2 separate regions of the Mus musculus genome follow, and region 1 is linked to region 2. Evidence: chromatin loops called from intact Hi-C (ENCODE). Cell type or tissue: gastrocnemius. All regions are shown on one strand.

The links. A loop is a pair of places that touch in the nucleus more often than their neighbours do. Peaks named below come from ENCODE experiments on the same cell type or tissue, not always from the same donor. Only the 100,000 strongest peaks of a DNase experiment are listed, where the experiment ranks them.
Region 1: it touches region 2 in a loop (2.5-fold over the local background); 1 of 42 quality-filtered maps calls a loop at or near these places.

The regions. Positions count from the first base shown.
Region 1 is chr2:30,541,415-30,549,414 of GRCm38, reverse strand. It overlaps Gm31585 (a long non-coding RNA gene), which reads right to left and starts at 4,924. Exons shown (of 3, transcript XR_374225.3): 1 at 3,377-4,924; 2 at 2,499-2,570; 3 at 1,571-1,937. In gastrocnemius, no CTCF peak of the experiment used is centred here; DNase peaks (open chromatin) are centred at 2,283, 2,392, 3,599 and 4,143; H3K4me3 peaks cover 819 bases; H3K27ac peaks cover 3,785 bases.
Region 2 is chr2:30,791,219-30,799,218 of GRCm38, reverse strand. 1700001O22Rik (RIKEN cDNA 1700001O22 gene) reads left to right here. Exons shown (of 7, transcript NM_198000.3): 4 at 1,239-1,351; 5 at 2,653-2,818; 6 at 2,936-3,074; 7 at 3,414-3,656. The coding sequence ends at 3,524. Among named protein-coding and RNA genes, the nearest start is that of 1700001O22Rik, 6.5 kb to the left of the region's middle. In gastrocnemius, CTCF peaks have their summits at 4,258 (motif pointing left) and 4,503; DNase peaks (open chromatin) are centred at 3,719, 4,257, 4,536, 6,911 and 3 more places; H3K4me3 peaks cover 1,595 bases; H3K27ac peaks cover 3,249 bases.

The sequences.
Region 1 (8,000 bases), 250 kb after region 2:
GGCCTCTTCCTCTTCCTCCTCCATGGGCACTGGACATGTCTAGGCTGAGAGGATGAAGGAAGTACTGAAGACAGACAGAGTCCTGATGTTGTCCCACACTGGTCTAGCTTACAGGGAAGGACCTGGTGCTGCACAGAGAGATGACATTCCTTAGGACACAGAGGAAGTCAGTAGCTGAAAGGCCTTATGCAGTCTCCCGGCCTCACACCCAGCCCTTTGTCCACTGAGCAAATTTAAGATGCAGGGAGGGGCTGGAGAGGTTGCTCAGTGGTAGAACACTGGCTGCTTATGTCGAGGACCTGGCTTTGTTTCTCAGCACCCACATGGGGCTCAGAACGACCTGGAACTACAGTTCCAGGGGATCTGATGCCCTCTTCTGGCCTCTGAGGGCACCAGGCATCCATATGATACACAGACATACATGCAATCACACACTCGTAAAACAGAAACAAATCTTGAAAACAGAAGAGTCTGTTTGTCATGATAGTCAAAGTGCGGCATAGTGGACTGTGCCAGCAGAGGACTCCCACCCACTGGGAAAGACATCTCCACAAATCATGGTTGCTGGAAGAGGAAAGCCAGGGACAGGAAACAACCTGTGACTCTCAAGGCTGCAAGCACTGAGGAGGGGGGACTCATCTAGGAGCCAAACTCCTAGTCCCCCTGCCATGGGTCCTTAGAGCCAGGAGCACCCCTTATGGGACTGCCAGCCCATCAGCTCTTCACACCTGTCATCAGTTCCAGAAGAGAATGAAATGTCAGGCATGGGGAAGGGCAAGGGGCGGTGACTGCTTCACAGGTACAGAGCCTCACATTCGGGGACATGAGCCACTTCCCTTTCTTTTGACAATTTGATGTTAAAATTTTATAATCATAGCCAGGTGTTGTAGCAAACACCTTTAATCCCAGTGCTTGGGGTGCAGAGGCAGGCGGATCTCTGAGTTCTAGGCCAGCCTGGTCTACAGAGTGAGTTCCAGGACAGCCAGGGCTACACAGTGAAACTCTGTCCCAAAAGAAAAAAAAAAATTACAATCATTAAAATGTATCTGGAGAGGAGAGCACACGTCATACCACAGTCCCTGTGGAGAGGCCAGAGGACAACAAGCAGGAATGGTTTCTCTCCTTCCACCATGTGTGTTCCAGGGCCGGAATTCAGGTCCCAGGCTTGGCAGCAAGCACTTTTATCCACTGAGCCATCTAGTCAGCCCTTCAGTTCTTTTTATTTTGGTAAAATACACATAACACAAAAGTTACTCTTTGAGCCACATTGAGTCTGCAGTTCAAGGTGTTTAATCCACACTTGACTTTTTGAAAACAGAACCTCCTGCCTCCACATCCTGCCCAGGCAGGCCCGGGGAGGGCTGAGCAAGACAATCGCTTGGCTGAGCAGTGAGGAAAAGGAAACAGGAAGGGTCCGGAAGGAAGCGGCTTCCCAGCAGCCTGCTCAGCCCCACCCAAGTCCTGACCAGCCTCAGCCTCCTCCAGGAAGAGTCACCATGCCTCACCTCAACAACAGCTGGGGCTTGCCCCCACCCGCCCCCGCCCCCACCCCCGCCCGCCCCCGCCCCCTCCAAGCAGGAAGCATGAGAAACTTCCCTGGCCTCCACTCTAGTCAAAAGGCAGGTATGGTCAACTTGAAGAGTCCAAGGTTCTCATCCATAAAGTGGGGAGCAGGTGAGAGCTGGATTCCCCAGCCATTCTGAGAGCTTATGTAAAGCAAGCTTGGAGATGCTACCAAGCAGCTTCCGGTGCCAGCGGCATCCCGTGTCAACAGCTTCCGGTGTCAGCGGCTGCTAGCGATGTCACGTCACGGCTGTCATTCTGGCATCTTGTGTGTCCTGGCCGTGGGTCTCGTCAGCATCCCTAGACCAAGTCCTTGAGCTTCAGTAGAAATTCACAGGGTTCACCATGACTCTGGGACCAGCTCATGGCTAGCTCTGTGGCCAAACAAGACACAAGACTGTGAGGGACAAGAGGGGACAGGCAAGGCCTCTGTGCTCTGCCAGACTAATAAACAATAAGTACATTCAGGTGCTTGGGAAGGGTCAGTCAAGCTTCCTGGGGACATGAATGAAGGCGGACAGACAGAAAGATCCAGAGTGGAACCACCGGGCAAAGGCCAGGAGGTGACAAACACCGTGGAATATACAGGAAACAGGACGCAAAGGGAAAGGGTAGGAGAGGGAAGGGTCTGGGGGAGACCAGCGGGTGGGCAGATCAGGGTTTGTGTGTGGCCCAGCGCCATTTTGGCTTTCCTTGTAGGTAGAAGAGGCTGCAGGAATACTTTAGAGTGCTGGCCTATGGTCAGAGGAGACCTGAAGTGTGCAGGCACCACCTCAGGCAGGCATCGTGGGAGAAAGACTTGGAAGAGAAAGAGGCTTCTAAGTGGGTGGGGGGAGCTGGAGAGGTGAACTGGTTAGCAGAACAATGTCCCAAGCGTAACCCCTGGGGCACACAGATGGCTTGTTTCACAGCAGAGAGGAACAGAGGCAGCTCACCAGCCTTTGAGCCGGGGGTTTCTTCTAGTTCATCCGAGTGACTGAGGGACTCTGAGATGGGAAAGCAGGTAACTGAAGAGCAAGCAGGGCCAAAGATCAGGAAGGTAGTCAGGGGGTGGGCTCTCTGCTTGGAGAAAGGTAAGGAGGCTGACCCTTACACACACACACACACACACACACACACACACACACACACACACACGGGGGGGGGGGAACAGAAATAGAAAGAGACTGCAGAAAGAACCCACTGCTAACACACACATACAAGGGGGGGGGACAGAAACAGAAAGAGACTGCAGAAAGAACCCACTGCTAACACACACACACATACACACACAGAGACACACACAGACACACACACGAGAGAAAGAGAGAGAGAGAGGGGGGGGGAGATAGGTGGGGGGGTGGAAGAGACAGAAACAGAGACTGCAGAAAGAACCCACTGCTAACACACACACACAGACACACACGAGAGAGAGGGAGAAACAGACAGAGTGACTGCAGAAAGAACACAGTGCTAACACACACACACACACACACATGCATGCACAAGAGAGAGCCTGCAAAAGGAACCCAGTCCTCTCTCTCTCTCTCTCTCTCTCTCTCTCTCTCTTTCTCGTGTGTGTATGTGTGTGTGAGAGAGAGAGAGAGAGAGAGAGAAGCAGAGACAGAAATAGAGACTACAGAAGGAACCCAGTGCTAACACACACACATACACACACAAACACATACACACAAGAGAGAGAAGCAGAGACAGAGACATAGAGATTGCAGAAGGAACCCAGTGCAAACACACACACACACACACACACACACACACACACACACACACACACACACACGAGAATCTGCAGAAGGAACCCAATGTTGCTGCACACCTTGAATTCATCCAGATTTGACCTCTGACCTGTAGAACTCCGCTGTTGTTTTATGACACTAAATCTGGAGTGATTTGTTATGGTAGCCATCACAAAGGGCTGCAAGAGGAGAAATGGGGGTGCGAGAGGACAAAGTCCGTGCCCCACAGCGCTGGGGCCAGAGCCCAGGAGGGCCTCATGGGAGAGGTTGCCTGAAGGCAGTAAGAGAGGCAGAGGATGCTTGGGCCAGAGAGGTTCCCCACAATTGCTTGGATCTCATTTATTTCAAGCATCGAAACAACCACGCCAGAAAAGCTTTCCTTACTAGAACTAGCCAGGCAAAATCAACTGAATTTGAACCTCACTGGTTGAAGTTAAGGTGGGCTGAGATGCCCAGGGCCAGGAGGTGTAAGCAGGGAGCCTGCGCGTTCACAGTCATAAAAGATGTTCGCCTGTGGGTTTTTCCTGTAGAAGAGACAGTAGGTGGGGCTGGTTCTGATCCTTTCCCACCTCTCTCCCATTAATTTTTGTTTGTTTGTTTGTTTGTTTAATCCACTCTTCAAGCAATAATGAGGAAAGCGAGGTGTCCAGCAGGCGGGAGGCGCGGCTCCCAGCCTCTCCGCCTGGCTTCGTCTCTCCACCGGGCTTCGTCCCCCACCGCCTCCCCGTCTTTGTCTGGCTCCCGCGCTGCCGCGCACATGGTCCCCTGTCAAATTCCGGGCGGCTCCGTGGGACACGTGTCGGGAAGCCAGCAGCGCCGCAGGTCTCGTGTAACCATGGAAACGGAGGCCAATGGGAGGCCAGCGCTGCCCGCGGGGGGCGGAACCTACAGCGCGGGGGTTGGACTTAGGCGTGGCCAGGAGGACTAATAAGCAGGAGATTTGGGTGTGGTTTGTGTGTCATTCAAAAGAGGATCAGACCTGTGGCAGTCCGCAGTGCGGAGGACGCCCACCAGGCCGAGTCCTGCACCACGTGGTTTTGATGACATCCTTCTTGGTACCGGGTATTGCTTTGCTTATAAACTAAGGTTAAGATTCAAGAATTCTACAGATGCAGGCTCCGTGCCACCAGCTACCCTGAGCCATGGGCACGTGATCAGACAGACCCTCCAGTTCTTCAGCTTGGCTATCTGTAAACAGGGTTGGTGTGAGGCACCCACGACTGACTCAATTATAGCCAAGGTTCCCAGCCACCCTCCAGGAAATAGGTGCTCTTTCTGAGGCAGGAAACCCATCTTATAAGGAGTGAGGTGACCCTGGGACCCTGTCGAAGCTGGATTCAGTGTGTCTATCAACGAAGTGGGAAGAGGAGACTGGAACCTGTCAGCCAATACAATCTGTCCCCATTGCAATAGGCAGGCAGATGTATAGCTGAGCACCTCTCAGTGCAGGGGGTGGAAGTCCCAGTGCCCAGATCTGGGAGCCAGGATGCCTGTGGGAATCGCTGCCCATCAGCCAGGGACCATGATAGCATTTTTGCCGCTGGATCAAAAATGTAACTGAGAATCTGAAACAAGGTGATACGGGTTCTTCTACGGAAGTCCAAGAATGTTCAGTGGCAGCAAAAGCAGAAGACAGACTGTTCAGGAGGGACTTGGAGTCTGGGAAGCTAGATTGCCAAGTCCAGCACAGGGCCAGGGACAAACATCCTCTAGGTGGGAGCTTCTGTTAGCCTGAATCACTTCTTCCATGGAGGAGTCTATTCACTCATTCATCCTGTAAGGTTTTATGCAGGTCAGCTGGATGCTGGCAGCTCTGCTAAGAACTGGGTTGCAGAGGTGAGCCATGGCATTGCTATCTGCAAGAAGCCACTATCTGGTCAGGGAAACAGACATTAAAGAAATAAACAGGCAAACAAATCCATACCTCAAGTACCCATGAATACCCGAGAAGGGAAGAACAGAAGCCATAACACCCAGCAAGTAAGGAGGAGGCTGGGGTGGGGGTGGGGGACTCTCCTGGGAAGTGACATTGCTGATGCACCTTCTAACAGAGCTAGAGACTTCTGTGGGGAAAGCACTGTGCCTAAGCACCTTGGAGCCTGGATTCAGAAGCTCAGGCACTGTGCATGATGGGGAAAGAAGCCCTGAGGCCAGCCAGGGCATGAATCAGCAGGCAACAGTCAACAATCTGGATTCTAGAAAATGGCCCCCAGATCAGCCTTCGGAGAGCAAGACTGAAATGTGGGTGTGTGCGCACGCACCCACACCGTTTCCCTGTCCTCCCCTGGCTGGGGCAGGTAACTGACCTTACCATCTTCCACCTTTTCCCTTGGAGAGACACAGATCGCCCTGGAGTCAGAAATGAGTTTCAGGGGTCGGGAGCTGGCTCAGTCAGTAAAATGCTTGCCTTGCAAGCCGGAGGACATGAATTTAATCTCCAGAACCCGTGCGTTGGAAAGCCAGGCACAGTGATGCAGGCTTGTAACGCCAGCCCTGAGAAGACAGAGGCCAGAGCCGTGGAGCTCACTAGCCATCCTGCATGGATGAATCTGCATGCCCAGGCCAGTGAGAGACCCTGCCTCAAAACCAAAGCAGAAAGTTCCTGAGGAACAACCAAGTGTGTCCTTGAATCCACGTGGACAGACAGACAGATAGACAGAGACACACACCCACACGCAAAACATACACCACATACACACATCATACCCAAACACATCACACACTCACATACCATACATACATAACACAAGCACACACCACACACATCTTTCTATACCATATATATATATATATACGTATATATATATATATATATATATATATATATACACACATATATACACACACACCACAAAAATATATTACAAACATACTACACATACACCACACACATTTCAAACACCATATACACCATATATCCACACACATACACCACAAAACACATAGACACCACACAGGCATACCACACATACCACACATACACTTACACACACACCACACACACACATATTGCACATACCACATATACATACCACAGACACACCACAGACACCAAACATGCATACCACACACATACCACACACACACACACACACACACACACACACACACACACACACACCAAGCATGAGCAGGTGACAAAGATGAGGAGCTGGGAGCCCAGAATATGTCCTTGGGGACGGCCATGGAGACAGGGAACTGGGGAACTGGCCCCTGGAAGCACATCTGGAGAGGGAAATGTAAACGGAAGAACTGGAGACCTCAAATCAAGAGCCCCGGTGACCATAAACTGTAACCAATAATTCCTGCCATTGACAAAGCTGTTGCTGCCTGATCTCTTTAAAGTTCAGGGCAGCAACCAAGAGCTCTCCATAGGAATCTCCACCATTTTGTCTTTGTGTCTTCAAACAGTGTTAAGGGAGTTTGAGTTATACACCCTGGGCAGTCACCTTCAGTCCAGAGCTTCTGCCCTGGACCACACATCTCCCTGCCTCTGGTCCTCCCTCTGGATTCATTCTCAAAAGGTGCTCCTCGGAAGGTGCTGGCCAGAATGAGAATTCATAGGCCAGGAGGGGAGCACTCAAGCAAGGTCAAACTCCTCAGACACGTGCTCTAGAGGAAATGGGCATGTATGTCTCCGCTGAGCAGTAGGGAACCATGGGAGGATTGTGAGACAGCACATGAATGTGAGGGTGGCTAGAGCACAACACAGGGCTCTGTTTTGAGGGTGACCCTCACCCTGCACCCAGACCTGGCAGAGACCAGCAAGCCCCGCTTCTGGGCAATATTCTCCCTACTCCAGCCCCTGTTCCTGATCCCTGGGAGGGCTCCTTCTTAAATGCCCAAGCAGGCTAGGATGGCTCAGTGGGTAAAGATGCTTGCCTCCAAGCTTATCTGAATTTGATCCTTAGGAGCCACGGTGCAGGAGGAGAACCTGTTCTTTCGAGCTGTCATCTGACCTTCACTAGTGTCACTGACAAGTCACCGCACACACAAAATAGATAAATAAGTGTAATTTTTAAAAGGAGGCCATGCCTGGTGTGGCAATGTATGCCTTTAATCCAAGCACTCTAGAAGCAGGAGACAAGCTGATCTCTATAAATTTGTGACCAGCCTTCTCTGCATAGAGTTCCCAGAGCTACATACTGTCTAAAGACAAAAAAAAAAAAAAAAAAAAAGAGGCCAAAGGTGATTGATTGACTGAATGTCACAGGCACCACAGCCTCCCCGAGTCACTGTTCTCACCCGTGTGCCAATCAGGGGCCTGCTAATAATGACCTCCACTAACCAGGGACCCATGCTCCCCACCTGCATGGTGGATTCCTGGCCCACCTCCACCAATCTTCCCGTAAAGGCCTTTGCTCCCTGAGGCAAGACCCAGAGCGCCAGGGAAACCTCCCAGCACCTCAGCTCTGGCTGTAATTCTGGTTTCCAGCAACACATAAAAATAGCTTCAAGGACATCCAGGGGACAGGAAGGGGGAGACCTGGTCCCTTAGCTTCCAGGAGAATCAGGTAGCTAGACTCCCTTCTCTCCCTCTCTCAGACCCCTGCCATTGCAGATTTTCAGTTGAACCAGGTCTCTGCTTCCCTGCAGACAGTGGGCAGAGGCCCACTTAGTCAGGAGCCCATCTCCCTGATCCAGGCAAAGGCAGGCAGATGCAGAAGTCCTGGGAGAGGCTGAGACCCCTCCTACTACCAGCCC
Region 2 (8,000 bases):
ATAGTCCCGGCTGCATGGCTCTTTGGTGGACAGTGAGAAACACACCCTATGCTTCCACAAAGGTGCCCCAGGATCAGTGGGTATGGGTGTGTAAATACGTGTGGCCAAGGTGAAGAAAGTCCAATGGGGCATTTCTGAGTGATCAAGTAACCAGGCTGGCAGCCCAGCCCCTGAGGGAGAAGTGAACAGGTCTAACATTTTTATTACATACAAATATAACACACCCTTTATAGAGCACAACCCCACTGACAGGCCCTGTTCTAGGTGCCTCCCCACACGGGGTACTCCACTCTCCCAGTTCCTGTGACGGCGGAATGATCCCGCCTGTAACAGAGCACATGACCGGAAGGAGAAAAGTGACAAGTGGAACCCTGAGGACAGTGTGCCCCAGCTCACACGGCCTCAGCGGCACAATCGAGGCTGACAGCTATCGTGACAGCTCGAAACTAGAGGCGCTTCTTCCGCCCGGCATACCCTCGACAGGATGCTCTTGCAGCCCGCCCCATCTCTTCACACCTGTGCTGAGGAAGGGGTGGGGCACCATCATTTCCTTATTTTTATTTCTATCTGCTTATTTGTCAACCCGTAGCCCAGGCTGGATTCACACTCACTATGTAGCCAAGGATGGCCTTTAACTCTTGATCCTTTGGCCTCCACCTCCCAAGTGTCCCACCCGCCACACCGTGCCTGGCTTAATCTCCATCGCAGAGGAGGAGACAGGTTTCTGTGTGTCAGGACCTCTCGATGGCTCTAGCCTGCGGGCCAGACATCTCTGTGCCTCAGTCTCCTCACTTGTAATTGGGATAGTGACAGGGTTCCGTGGGCACTGCTCAGGTTTGGTGGGATAAAACATGCCACACGATGATGGAAGGAGCACTTGTGACTGGTAGAGCTCCGCCACCAACCAAAATCTGTCCAAGATTTATATTTTATTTGTGTGTGTGTGTGGGTGGGTGGGGGCAGGGTGTTCACATGAGCCCTGGTGCCTGCAGAGGCCAGAAGAAGGTGTCAGATTACCTCAGGAGTGGAAGTCACAGACAGTAAGCCAACAATGTGGGTGCTAGGACCAAATCCAGGTCCTCCTCAGGAGCACTCAGGAATGCACGCTTAAAGGCTGAGCCATCTCTCCAAGCCCTAGCTGAGATCTTACGAGGAGCCTTGTTCCCCGGCCTCTCGTTTCCCCTCAGCAGACTCCACAGCACACAGGTGCCCAAAGTGAAGACTGTGCTCATTTGCAGCCCCGCTGGAGAAGGCTCAAGACCCCGAAAACGCTATTGTCCCTTCCGGGTACGATTCGCAGACGAGACCCTGCAGGACACAGCACTCCGGTACTGGGAACGCAACCGTGCAGGTGAGCACACAAAGATTGGGGGGGGGGGGGGAAACTAGTGAGGAGTGCAGAGGCCACAGGTTGTGGCTCCAGGTCCTTAGAGAGCAGGGCAGACCAATGACTCTACAGAGGAAGGAATCCCTGAGAGGTAGCAGAGTTGGGTGGCATTGGGCACATGGTGCCAAGGAAACATTGGCTGCCCAGGCCCTGTTAGCACTAAAGAACCCTTCCTCAGTTTCCCAGTCCCTCGGCAGCTTCCCCAATCATCTTTCTCACAGAGTCCGAGGGTCAGGTTGACCAGATGTCCAGCAAGTCTTAGAAGAGGAAATATCTTCTCTCTTGAAAAATGTTGAACGAGTCTAAGAGAGAACCCCAGAACACCGGGCAGAAGCGAGCTCTCAGCTCTAGGGGTGGCTTCCTTGGACTGGTGTGAATGGGTGGCTGGGGGCAGGTGGGACAATGAGGAAGACAAGACTTCCTAGTACCCAGCCTCTGTCCTCCAGACTCAGTAGCCCCAGGACACCAGCCCTTAACACTCACATGAATCAGGGAAGCCCAACTTCTGGCTATATTTTGTGCATGTGTGTGCTTCAGAATATAATTTCAGCTAATAGACTTGAGAGCTCTTGTGCCTACTAAGATTGGCAATGCAGACTCGTCTTTTTTGAGACAGAGTCTCAAGTATCCCAGGCTGTCCTTGAAATTCTGGTCCTCCTGCCTCCACCTCCCAACTGCTAGGATTACAGGCATGTGCTACTAACGCTGCACTCCGGCTTCTGGTTATTTTGATTGCAGAGAAAATTGAGGCGAAGGGTGGTTGTGTAAGAGCCATGGAAGCCTAGAACAGAGGGCAGAGTGCTCCAAAAATCCCAGGACAGGCCGAGCACTGTGGCACCCCCCCCCATAGCATCAGGTTCAAGCCTCCTTTGGCTTCTCCCATCAGAGGTAGCCTCTGGGAATCCAGCCCCTCCCTCCAACCCCCGCGGATTCTTGGCATCCTCTGGAATTTCCAAGGTGGGCTACCTGGCCCTCCTACTTTAGAGAAAAGGGACCCATTGGCGGTTGGAGCAGAAGTAGGACCACGACAGGGATCAGCTTTGTGGTATAGCAGAAACAGTCACAGGGAGGTAGTTTTAAAACCCAGGACTTCTCTGGAGGCAACCGTCAGGCACTGGGGAGCCTGTGGTTGCCATGGAGACAGGGCTCTGTCTAGCCTTGCCAGCCAGAGGAAGGAGAGAGGGTGGGGGCGTGTTAGTATGCCCCTCCCTGGGGGCGGGGACAGGGAACTCACTCTGCTCTCTCTCTTTCTCTCTCTCTTCTAGTCCGGCAGAATATCTTTCCGAGTGAGCAGACGGCTTTGCCAGCTGTATCTGTGTCAGAACGGGTGCTCGGGAGTGTTGGGAGATGGTTGGACAGTCTGCCCAGAGCCCTTTATCCCAGGGTCCAAGACACTGTGGCCGGCTCCTCATTCTGGACCTGCCCCCGCGTGTGAGGCTCTGTGGGTAGAGGAAGCAGAAGGGTTGTGGTCTAGGTCCTCCAGCTACAAACTGTACGTGGGTCTGGAACTCAGGGCCAAAAAGCTATAGGCCCCCCTCTCCCCATCAGGTCAGCTCAGGAACCTCAGCTCTACCTTTCTGAGGACTCCTCCGTGAGCAGCCACCTACCCTTCATCTCCAGGGCCACCATCCCAAGGCCACGGGGAGGCCTCAGAACCTTCCTGGACACCCCTAACAATGTGGATCAGGTGGGCAAATGGCCCCATCCCTGGAACCAGAAGCTGGTGAGCAGCCCAGGGCGGGCAGCCCGCCAGCAGAAGCACCAGCCCTCAGTGACTCTGTAGGGGACCCTCTCTGTTGAGTCACCATGGGGTTTATGGCTTGGATTTGTGTGGCCTGGCCTCCTCAGCGTGGAGCCAAGGGGGAGGAGGCCCTTGAGCCAGGCTAGTGAGTGGGTGGGCTGTGCTTCAGCCTAGGACAGCTGTAATGTGGAGCCACCTGCCCCCCCACCCCCGCCTGCCCCTGCTCCCTGTCTCCTCCCTGGGGTCCCCTCAGCAGTGCCATGCCAGGCATCTTTCTCCCTCTAGGAATCCTTTCTGCCCAGTTTGGTGCTGCAGTCTGTCCTGAAGCAAGGCCGCCCTAAGGGCTACCAGCTGCTCCTGCCGTCCACCACAAACCGGCAGCAGGCTCACAGGTGAATGCCTGCCAGAGCTCCCCCCAGCTCAGGAGTGTACCCATGCCAGGCAATGAAGAGAGTGCTTCTTCACCCCACAAATAAACACACCTCCCAGGTGGCTGGGATGGATCACTAGGTCTCCCAGTAAAAGCCACTCTAGGTGCCTGATTGGGGACCACTTGGGGTTCCTGGGTAAGGGAGATTGGGGTGGGCTCACAGCTGGGATGAAGCTGATGACAGCTGGATATTGGGGGTGGGGAGTCAGGGCACCCCAGGGGCTCAGCTTGTCCCAGGGAATGCTTGTGCAAGGGGTGGACCACTCACGACACAACCTCAACCTAAATCAACCCGTGCCTGAAGCAGAGCCTCAGCCATAACCTCAGCCTAGGAGAGTGGATAAACAACTTCTTGTCTTTAGCGCCAGAGTTTTTCTCTGTCCACCTTTTAGTACATGATATGGGTATCCAGACCCCAGCCCAGGAAAAAGATTCCTGTGTATGGGTAATCCTTAGTTCTCTTACCTGCTCCGGTGTTCAAATCCACATGGGGAAGTGGCCTGAGTCACCGTGGCAGGCCTCCTAGAATTTATCTACTGTATTAACATAGATACTGCCTTACACCTGGGTGTCCCCCATTACTCCATGTCCGAACCCCTGGGGGAACCCCTCCTTCTTTGGAGTTTCACTTTGTTCTTGCGCTCTGGCCAGGTCTTTATCGCCACCTGCTGGCCCTTGAAGAAACGTCTCGGACTCGGTGCGGAGTGGAGTGTAACGGGGAGGACGGAATGCTAAAGCTGGGGGTTTGGGTTGGACTGGGCCGGTCATTTTAGGGACCAGATGGGCTGGGGATGATGAAGGGCTGACCCGGCATGCGACGCGATGCATCAACGTCATCAGCGCTGGGCTGGAACGGGGCTCGGTCCCTTTCTGAGCTTTCAGGCTGTGACCCAAGACGTGGAATCCCTGTTTCTCTGGAGTGCTGCGCGCCGTGCGTGCCGGGTCTGCCTGTTTCCCCGGCCGCCTGCAGCGCCGCACCGCACCGCGCGGGGGCAGTGTTGGCCTGGCTTTGCGCCGCGAAACTTCAGCTCTCGGCCGGTATCGTTGTCAGAAACTTTCCCCTAGGCAGTGCTCACTGTGATGGGTTTGGCGCGTCCCACTGTGGGAATCCAGTCTCCAACCTGCAACCCTGAGACCTGGCCTTCACGGAGAGTCTGGGAACACACAGAGCAGACCACGCAAGGAGAAAAACTTGGACGTTGAAGTAGAACACACACTGCATACCACATACACCATAGAGATCCCACACATAGAACACCTCAGGCACAGAAACAGGACACGAGGAGACATACTTGCACGTGCTCAAATGCGCGCGTGCACACACACATACACCACAGAGACCCCACACACAGGATAGCACATACACAGCCACCACCTGGAGATCCCACACACAGGGAGAACACACAGACACACCATACCACACTAATAGAGACCCCACACACATAGAAAACCATACTACAGATGTTCACAACAGATACTGCCCAGGTACATAACACATAGTAAACATACTATATATATATATATATATATATATATATATATATATACACCATGTACAGACCCCACACATGGAGAGGCACATACTACACACACACATACACAGAAGACAACACATACCACATAGTCCATATTTATGGAGACACACCACAGATATGCATGGACACGGAGAGACACACATGTGACACATACACATGGAAAAACACAGATACAAAGAGCTACCCACAAACATACCACATAAACAGACAGCACATTGACACATATGACCATACAGATGGCAAACAGACATCATCCCACATGGAGGAGACGAGCGTGCACACACACACAGAGCCCATTACACACACAGAGATAACACACTTCAGAACATGTGTTGCACATTGAAGCATGGACCTCTGGAGTACCGGGTCCCAGAGAACTTGTGGTGCACGCCTTTAATCCCAGCATTCGGGAGGCAGAGGCAGGCGGATTTCTGAGTTCCAGGCCAGCCTGGTCTACAAAGTGAGCTCCAGGACAGCCAGGGCTATACAGAGAAACCCTGTCTCAAAAAACCAAAAAACAAAAACAAAAAAAAAAAAACAAAAAAAACCCCCAGAGAACTCCCAAGGTGGTATCTGCCTGCAGCCACAACATCGACGTTCATGTGACGCCTGAACTTAGGTGACCAAGAAGGCTCTGGGAATGCTGAGGCTGGGGAAAGACCCCTTTCCGGTGACCTCGGTCCTGGGTTTTTTTGTCTCTCAGAGTGGTCCCATTCTCCTTCCCAGAGTCCACACTGAACGTTTTTGTCTGGATGGTTGAGCAGGGTCTCATAGGGAGCTTTGGCTGATCTGTGACTTGTTTTGTAGACCTGGAACTCAGAGACCTGCCTGCCTTGCCCACCTCAGGGTTAGGATTAAAGTGACTGCCTCAGGCACAGGGGAGCTAGGGGAAAATCCTAGCTCTGGGTCTGTTCCCAGTAGCATAGCGGGTATCTTATCTGTGAGTTGTGTGCTTTGGGGTCAGTCTGTTCCTCTCCCCTTGTGAGGCCTTCCCATCTCTCTCATCTCCCTGATCACCATCACAGACTATGTCCCTTGGGCCAAGTCGAGTGGAGAAGGGGAACTAGGCTTATTGGGGTGACAGATGGGGGGTGTCTCCTATCCAGACAGGAAGCCCTGTCCCTTTCTCTGGAATGTCCCCTGCCATGTAAACCTCTGTAACCTGTACCCAGGAGGTGGCTCATTAGCCCTAGAAGTGAGGGGTGGTTGTGTATGCTGTACCGCGTGTGAGGAGCTGGGTCCAGTTCCCACAATGTGGCCCTGGAGAGACGGCTCAGTGTTTAGCTGCTCTCACAGAGATTCTGGGATTGGTTTCTAGCATCCGCACCTGGCTGACCTTGAACTTAGAGAGATCCTCCTGCCTCTGCCTCCCAAGTGAGGAGAGATCAAAGGTGTATACCACTATGCTTGGCTTTAAAAATAAGCTCTTGAAAGAGAGAGAGCGAGAAAGAACTGGAATTTGTGGCACAAGGGTTTAATCCCAGCACTTGAGAGGCAGAGGCAGGAGAGAATCTCAGTGTTCAAGGCCAGCCCGGTCTACAAAGTTCTAGGTAACCCCAAGTCCCCTAAAGCCAGAGAGACAGACACCGACCCACGCACAGCTTCCTGCAGCCTGCCAGGCTTCAGCTGGACACGGAGTTTCTTCAGAAACCATGCTCAGGAGAGCTCTTTCCTGGGAAACCGAGGCCCAGAGCCCACCGTTCGCAGTGTTGCTCCCACCAGAGGCTGTCCCGATGGGGTAGCTCTGTGCATCCTGCCCCCAACCCCCAACCCCAGTAGGGACTGAAGCCTCAGCAGGGGAGGTGACTTGGCAGACTGGCCTGGGAAGAAGGGACTGATGTCAAGACAGTTCCCTGGAGGCCAGGCAGGACCCTCGCAGGCAGCTGGCAAGTCCAGGCAGGCCTAGGAAGAGCATTGTTCTCCAGTGAAACCAGCCATACTGGTACCCTAGGGACGCCAGCTGCCACTGTACTGTCCAGGAGGACTAAGGTCTCCTAAACTCTCATGGAGACCTCAGTTGGATGGACATGCTGGCATCGTGAGTCAGGCCTCTGAGTGCTGATGGGGTCCCAAGATGGTCCCTGCAGAGCAAGTGTCCCGTGGGAGAGGCTGCAGGCCTCCATTACCCCGTGTCCATAAGAAAGATGAGTGACCCTGGTCTGGAGAGATGGCTCAGCGGTTAAAAAACACTGGCCATCCTTATAAAGGACAAGAGATTAGTTCCCAGTGCCCACATGGTGGCTCACAGCTGCCTGTAAATCTAGTTACATCCCAGGCATAGATGTCTTTTCTGGCCTTCATGGGCAACCGGCACACATGTGGTACCCATACATACATGCAGGCAAAACAGCCATATGCATAAAGTGATACTGAGGAGGGCTGAGGCAGGGGCACTCCACAAACCACCAGTGACTGCCCCAGTGCCCGGCTGTGCTTTCTGGCCCGTGTCCTTGAACTTTGGCCTCTCTGCTGTGTGTAGTCCATGGGACTGTTGCAGCAGCTTGTCTCTTGAAGGGCCAAGACTAAGCACCCAGTATGGGCCACACATGCTGCCCCGCCCCACGCTCATGGCGGGAACTGGGCTGGCCAGCACTGCCTATAGGAGCCTGTGGTCCAGTGGAGACTCATGGGGAGCCTGTAGGGGTGGGGCTTTGGCAAGCTGAGATGAAAATAGAGGACTGAGGATCTCACTACATAGCCCAGGCTAGCCTGGAACTCTTGAGAATCCTCCTGCCTCAGCATCCCCAGGACTGGGATTATAGATGTGAACTACACTAAGCTTGTTTCATGAGAGCTTCTGGAGCAACGGCAGCAAGAACTGGGAGGCCCCGAGGAGCCGGGGATCATCATCTTCACACCCAGCCAGCCTCCCCGTGGGCAGACTTGGGGAAGTTGGCAGCACACTCC